Linked DNA regions of Mus musculus: regions 1 and 3 are each linked to region 2. The links are chromatin loops, found by intact Hi-C in ENCODE. Cell type or tissue: heart. All regions are shown on one strand.

The links. Hi-C counts contacts between places; a loop is a spot of excess contacts. Peaks named below come from ENCODE experiments on the same cell type or tissue, not always from the same donor. Only the 100,000 strongest peaks of a DNase experiment are listed, where the experiment ranks them.
Region 1: it touches region 2 in a loop (2.3-fold over the local background); 7 of 42 quality-filtered maps call a loop at or near these places.
Region 3: a loop joins it to region 2, with 8 times the contacts of the local background. A loop is called at or near these places in 31 of 42 quality-filtered maps.

Annotation. Positions count from the first base shown.
Region 1 is chr11:76,944,139-76,946,638 of GRCm38, reverse strand. It overlaps Blmh (bleomycin hydrolase), which reads right to left and starts at 983. Exons shown (of 12, transcript NM_178645.4): 1 at 746-983; 2 at 200-397. The coding sequence starts at 758. In heart, no CTCF peak of the experiment used is centred here; a DNase peak (open chromatin) is centred at 958; H3K4me3 peaks cover 1,627 bases; H3K27ac peaks cover 1,433 bases.
Region 2 is chr11:76,788,118-76,790,617 of GRCm38, reverse strand. The region is part of intron 17 of Cpd (carboxypeptidase D); the gene reads left to right. Among named protein-coding and RNA genes, the nearest start is that of Gosr1, 26 kb to the right of the region's middle. In heart, a CTCF peak has its summit at 1,162 (motif pointing left); no DNase peak of the experiment used is centred here.
Region 3 is chr11:76,893,303-76,895,802 of GRCm38, reverse strand. It overlaps a transcript of Tmigd1 not described here. Among named protein-coding and RNA genes, the nearest start is that of Tmigd1, 7.6 kb to the left of the region's middle. In heart, CTCF peaks have their summits at 1,329 (motif pointing right) and 2,091 (motif pointing left); DNase peaks (open chromatin) are centred at 1,392 and 2,052; H3K27ac peaks cover 987 bases.

The DNA.
Region 1 (2,500 bases), 160 kb before region 2:
ACAAACTAAATGCTAATAGGCCACAGAACACTGAAGCCACCACACAGGTGATGTTCTTGGGCCTGCCCTTTTCTAGTGCCTATTCTCTGGCTTACTACAAGTTCTGTCAATGCTACAAAGCTCTGTTATCCCAGGGCCATTTTTAGGACAACAAAATGTGCTGCTGTCAATAAAGTAGGCAAGAAGTCGTAGACCTCACCAGAGCTCTTCTGGTTGGTGACTGGCTTGCCTTCCTGAGGCACAACGTGTTGAAACACATGCTGAGCACCCTGGACCGTGGCCCTCCTCAGACATATGTCCAGCAGATCGTGGGTGGTCCCGACATTCTGGGCAAGTACGAACTGAGGGTCAGAATTTAGTTTCTGGATCAAAGCAGATACCTTCTCCGAATTTAGTCCTGTGGGAAGATCAAACGCCATTATAATTATATCCCCTCCCAAAGAGGCTGACGGGGACAGCTTTAGGATAGGGTCACCGTAGATCCTAGATTTAACTTCGCAAGAGCATCCTGCAGAGTGCTGTACCAGAAAGCCCTCTCCCGGCATCCTCCCCGCGTGATGTCGTCTCTCTCCTGGTGCTCTCCCACCCTCCCGGAGGGCTACATCCCGGCCCTCGCCTAGGTCCGTCCCCCCCTCCCCACCCACCCCCATCCCATCCCACGGCCTTTCACGCCGCCGGGCCTCACGGGTCCGCCGAGCCCGGGAGAGGACCCGGGAAAACACTCGTGGTACCAGCGGTGCCTCACCTGCGTTGTTCATGGCGCCCAAACTGCTTCGTGGAGGAAACGTTAGTTTTCAGGGTTTTCAGGTGAGCTCTGGGGTTACACTACAGTCCGCTGCCTAGCTGGCCGGACCTGGTTCTCGCACCCTAAGCGCCGGAAGAAGGAAACCCGCTCAATGGTGGCCGAGAGAAACGGGGTCCGCGGAGGGACAAAACTCCCCCCTCGCGTTGCTGAGTCAGCGCCATCGGGGCTAGCCCCGCCCGGGGGAGGGCCGACAGGGGCGGCCTTTCAGACTCTGGGGCCCGCACCTCGGCCCGGGAGCGGCAGGGCGAAGCCACCCACGATTGCAGCCCCCACTGCCAGCATTGCTCACTCTTCGCCTCGGCTGCGCCCTCCGCCATCTGTGATCCCTCTTCCTGGCTTCAAGGGCGCCCTCCCGGGATCCCAAGCTCCTAGAGGAAGGAGGCTGAGGGTTCCGTGCTGATGAACCCAGATCCCTCACTGTCTAGCATTGGGGAAACTGACGCTTAGAACTCCTTTGAGAAGCCAGAGGAGGTTTTGTGAAGTGAAAAGGAAGTAAGGGACCCAAAATTAGCCATGGGACGGCAGATCTCAAGAAATCCACCCAAAGGCTTTTCCTGTAGGCACTTAGCTGACCAATCTGTTCATCTTTTTCAATTGCAACTTGTTGCTTAGAGTCTAGTGAGAACAAAGTTCTTGTATTTGAAAGGATTTTGGAACCAATCTCTTTCCCACCCACCCATAAGCTACTACCACGGTTCTACAAATACACATCTGCTCATTTCATCTACACATTCTGGGCTTCGCAAGGCTCATGAGTGGTTCCTATTGAGCCCAGCTTGGGCTAAGGAGAATGATTACGTCAATTTTATGCTTTTTTTTTTTTTTTTTTTTTTGCTAATATCTACAAAACCTGTAAATCACACACACACACACACACACACACACACACACACAGAGTCTTCGAGATAATTAATCAGTTTTTCAAGACGGGGCGGGAGAGTCCACTGCATAATAAAATAAGTACAAATGCACACTGTAGCCTTACTATTCAGATTTTCCATGGAGCCTAAAACCTAAGTCTTAAATTGAAAATCACCCATGGTTCAGAGGAATTCTGATGTCTGGAAAGTGCCACATGCAGACAGCCATCTGTCACTTGAGAATTCAGTCTCTGTGTCCCTGAGAGACTTAGCTAAAGACCTGCAATTCGACATAGCAACCATCTCCAAGGGAGCCCATCAACTACCCTATCCTGTGGGGCTTTTTTTTTTATTTTTTCCATTTTCTGAAGAAAAAAGAAACAAGCTACAACTCATGCTGAAAGAAATCATGGGCCCTTTCACCAAATAAATAAATAAATAAACAAACAAATAAATAAACAATAAAAATGATGTTCAAACTTCCTGCCCAATTGGACTCAGCCCAAAGAATAAAATTGTATTCAACATTTGTGGTGTAACAGGTCCTCAGCAAGTTTCTGCTGATATAAAAAAAATTAAAAACTTTAATCTTGTCATCAAGAGACTCATGATGTGGGACTGGGAGATAGCCCAGCAGATAAAAGCACTTGCTGATGATCTTCCAGGGGACCCAAGTTCGGGTCCCAACACTCAAGTCAGAAAACTGTAAGTCCAGTTCCAATGGGTCCAGCCAACACTTCCTTCTGGCTACCATGGGCACTCATCCCATGTGCACACCTATACACAGAGACATACACATTCAAAACAATTAACGTGGGAAAGACATGCAACAGAA
Region 2 (2,500 bases):
CTACAAGTCTACTTCTAATTGTTTTCATTACCTCAGACTGCACCTGTACCAGTCAAGCAGTGAGCGACTCCCTGTTCTCTCTCCCCACAGCCCCTGGCAACTGCTGCTTCTGTCTCTAGGAATTTGCCCATTCTAAATATCTCCTAAGTAAACTTACCTGTTAATCCTTTTGTATCTAATTTCTTTTCTTTTTTTTTTCCCCCTTTTTTGAGACAGGGTTTCTCTGTGTAGCCCTGGCTGTCCTGGAACTCACTTTGTAGACCAGGCTAGCCTCGAACTCAGAAATCCACCTGCCTCTGCCTCCCGAGTGCTGGTATCAAAGGTGTGCACCACCACGCCCAGCTCTGTATCTAACTTCTTATGTTAACATAATTTTTTGAAGTTTATCCATTTTATAGCACATATCACATACCTTTAGAACAAAATATTATTCCGTTATATATAGCATCTTTTGTTTATCAACTTATATGTTGATAGACAAAAGTATATAGTTTTGTTAGGCCTGAGTTTTCACTCTGTCTAGGTAGAGACCTAGGAGCGGCATTACTGGATATTATTACTGAATATTACTTTATTTCCATTTTTAATGCTCTGAAGAACCACCAAGCTCTTCTGTAGCATCTCTACCATCTTACACCTATCAGCTGCATTCAAGGACTCCATCTTCTCTGTATGCTCAGAAATGCCTGTGATTCTAATTTGCGTATCCTATCAGATGTAACATCATCTCGCTGTGGTTTTCATTTTCATTTCTTCAATGGCTAATGACATTTGACTGACTTTGTATGTGCTTGCTGGTTATTTGTATGGCTTCTTTGAAGAAGTTATCTATCCAGATCTTCTGTCCACTTTACAATTAGGTTTGGGCCAGCAGGCTGTCTCAGAGGGTACAGGTGCTTTCTGCCAAGCTTTAGGACCTGAGTTTAGTCCCCAAAACACACGTAGTGAAAAGAAAGAAACAACTTCTACAAGTTTACCATGACATGGATGCACACACAATGTTAATTTTAAATTTTTAATTGGGATGCTGGAGAGATGGTTAAGAGCTCTAGTCACTTTTCCAAAGGATCCAGGTTCAATTCCTAGAACTCACATGATGGCTAATAACCAAACATCTGTAACTCCAATCTTAGGAGGTCCAGTGCCCTCTACTGGCCTCATTAGATACTGCACATACATACACATGCATGCAGGCAAAACAGCATCCACACACATAAAGTAAGAATGAAATTAAATTTTTTTAACCAATTGGATTGTTAGTTTTCTATATAGTCCACATATTAAATCCTTTTCATGTTCATGACTTACAAATAGTTCCAGCTCCCATCCTATAGGCTAATGTTTTAACTTTTAAGAATTACGTTTATTTGGAGGTGGAAGTGAGCATGCGCCACTTGTGGAAACAAGAGCACAGCCTGTGGGCGTCAGTGCTCTCCTCCCACCATGTGGGCCTGGGATGGAATTCAGGTCTCTTCCTCATGATTTGTTGGCATATTAAGATTCTGTTTTTCTTGTCAGAGTTTTATGGCTTTAGCTCTTAATATTGTTTAAGTTCGTTTTGTATACAGTGTGAGACAGGAGCTTAGTTTCATGGGAGGGCAGGGATCTAGATGTTTTTTTTGTCAAAAATGTGAGTTTTTCCTCATTGGATGGTCTTGATGTCCTTTCAGAAAGCAATTGAACACAGAAGTATGGGCTTATGTCCAGACATAATCTCACGGGGTTACAGCTGGTCTTTTGCTGTTGTACTGTTTTTGCTATAACTGTGATTTATAAGTCTTTTGACACTGTTCTTCTTAAGGATTGTTTGGGTTATTCAAGAGTCTCTGCAATTCCAGCTGGACTGGAAGTTGGCTTTTCATATTCTGCATAAAAGGCTGTTTGGATGGACTTAGGGATTGCTCTTCTTTCTGACCCCATTTAGTAAGTGCTCTTACAATTACACAGTGAGTGGTTAACTGATCATTGGTTCTTGTGAGTAACAAGAAATTGACTTCATTTCTATTCATTCCTTTACTTTGTAAGAGTTTGCTATGTGGGGGAATACAGAGCTAGTTCAGCAGTTAGGAACACTGGCTCCTCTTCCAGAGGTTTCAGGGTCAGTTCCCAACACCAACATGCTGGGAACATGCCGGCTCTCAGGTACTTCTGGTTCAGTGCCAGAGAATCGGATGCCTGACCTTTGTGGGCACTCCACACATGTGGTGCACATAGGTACATGCAGGCAAAACACACATATACATAAAATACATCTAAAAAATGTTTAAGGAATTTACTATGTGGGAGCATCTTGCTGTATTAATGATAAAATATTTTCCAATGCCTATCAAACAAGTAGCTGTTTCAGAATTAATTGATTTGATCTAGAAGAGAGCATCTTTCCAGATATCATGAAAATTTAAAGATAGAAAATGTTATACCAAGTCAGAGCCACAGAGCCACAGCCTTCCCTTTATGTGAAGGCTAATGTCTGTGATGCAGAAAAAGTGACGCAGGATGC
Region 3 (2,500 bases), 110 kb before region 2:
TTAGGGGTAATCACCACTCAGTAACTCTGCTAAAGCTGATTAAATAAGTTGATAAGACTCTGCCTGAGTTATTGGGGGGCTCGATGGGTCACACTAAGAACTAATAGTTATTAAATAACTAACAACAACATGTGTGCGTGTGTGTGTGTGTGTGTGTGTGGTGTGGTATGTACATTTTCCTACGGAGATGGCCTCTCAACCTGAGATGAACAGACTTAGACATCATCTTACCCTCCAGTTTACTATACCAAAACCAAAATCAGTTCCTCCCATCCATCCCATCACTTTCTTCCTCTTTCCCTCTATGAATTTTGAATCTGAAGTGTGGCTGAGAACTGGCTTTTACTGGGTACCTGTCTCTTGCTGACCCATTCCTTCCTTGCTTCCACTTAAAAGGTATCCATGGTAGTTGCCATTTCACAGGCAAGGATGGTAGGTTTAATGGGCCTTGAGTTAAAGAGGACAAAACTAAGAAAGGGCGTGGCTCCCTGGTGGATCGATTGCTCCCCTAGCATGCATAAAGTCTAGGTTTTATCTCCAATATAAAAACAAAAAAACAGCAAAACCAGACCAGAAAACAAAAATACTGGTAACCCAGAAACCCAACTATACATGTTCCCAAGATATCTGTGCCCTGACCAAATCTCCTCCCTCCAGTTCATAGCATAGTAGTAACGGTGCCATTCTGATTTTATCTTTTTCCCCTCTGTGTGTATGTGTGTGTCTGTGATATATGCTTGTATGCATACACATGTACGTGCATGTGTTGAGACTATGTGTCAATATCTGGTATCTTTCTCTGTTACACTTCACCTGTTACTTTGTTTCGTTTTTAAGATAAGGTCTCCCTATGTAGCCATGGCTGGCCTAGAACTCACTGTATAGACCAGGCTGACCTCTAACTCATAAAGACCCATCTGTGTCTGACTCCCCAGGACTGGGATGAAATGCGTGTATCACTACACCAAGCTTTGCCCTGTTTTTTGAGTCAGCATTTCTTAATGAATCTAGAGCTCACAATTTTGGCTAGATTAGCTGGTCAACGAGCCCCCAGATATACCTTTCTCCTCACCCCACACATCCCTTGGGTGCACTCTGACACATCTGGTTTTGACCTGGGCACTGGAATCTAGACTTAGGCCCTCACAGTTGTGTATCAAGCCCTTCACCCACCCATGCATCTCCCTGGTCCCTTTATCTTATCGTTGACACAGGATCTCGCTATGTAACTCAGACTAGCTTCAAACTCCAAACCTGCTCCAGTCTCCATACTCTTCCTGCATTTGAAGACAAGGTTAAGAACCAAAGTAGGTGACCTTTGTGAGTGACCACTAGGGGTCACTTCGCACCCACAATGTTCTGGAGCTAGGGTTGAGATCCATCCTCACAGGCCAGTTACTGACAGGACTGGCCTACTCTGATCCAGCGGGGAAGGGATAAGTGGGAAGGAGATGGGGAAGGAAAGATGGGGACTTGAGGGGGAAGAGGCTGGGATACAGAGAGAGCAATGCAGGATGACATGAGTCCCTTAGGACAATGCCTTCTATTATCCGTGTGGATGACTGAAATGGAAAGAGAATTCTAAGACTTCCTCATCCAAAAAGGGAGAGGAAGTGGTGGTGGCACCCCCAAACAAGACGGTCCACCAACTGCCTCACCTGCAAAGTCTACTTTCCTTCTCAGTGGTCCGGCCTCAGAACTGACTGGCGCAAGCTAATGGAGCCTCAGCTTCAGGTACTATCATTTGCACAGACCTCTTTAAAGGCCCTCGCCATTAATCACTAAATGTTTGGAATCTGGTACTCTTTTCCTTAAAGGGGCCTCTCCATTAGAAGCATCAAGCCCCACGGGTCCTGGCTTTAGCCCCCACTGGCTCCAGTACAGAGGTTTGAAAGGGAGAGGAAAAGGAGGCCAGGGGTTCCAAAGGGAAGTACCCGCCCCAAGACTAACAAGGGAGGGGCTTCCTGTGGGGGTCGAGGGTTCATTCAAGGGCCAAAGACCCCAGCAGCTACTTCACTGCCAAGGGCTGATGAATTATGGGGCCATCAGAGGTGAGGGAGTCCTCCTCCTGCTGGCCTGAAGGTTCCTGTGGCTGGCAGCAGTTTGCCTGAATCTTTACAGACAGGCCTGCCCCATCCTGTTAGCTGTTTCCTGAATAAACAATAGTCTTGCCAACCATTGTGTCGATTTTGAAAGAAGGAGGGGGGAAAACCTCCAGAAGGAAAGTTATAGACTCCCTAAGCTGTGAACTTTGCAAAGGGATAAATGATAAACCAGGAAGCGACCTGCTTGTAGTTCCGGTATCTATCAGTCCTTGGTTAACCTCCATTTACCTTTCCCAACACCTGAGGTCACAAAATGCCCCAAATCCCATCCCACGGGATTTGAGATCTGAGTTCAAGAGCTTGGCTGCCTTGCCAATAATTTCCTTTTGCAAAACTAGTCATTTTCGAATTTGGTATACAGTGCAATGGGCAAATGGACCTGGTTCTGTGAGGAG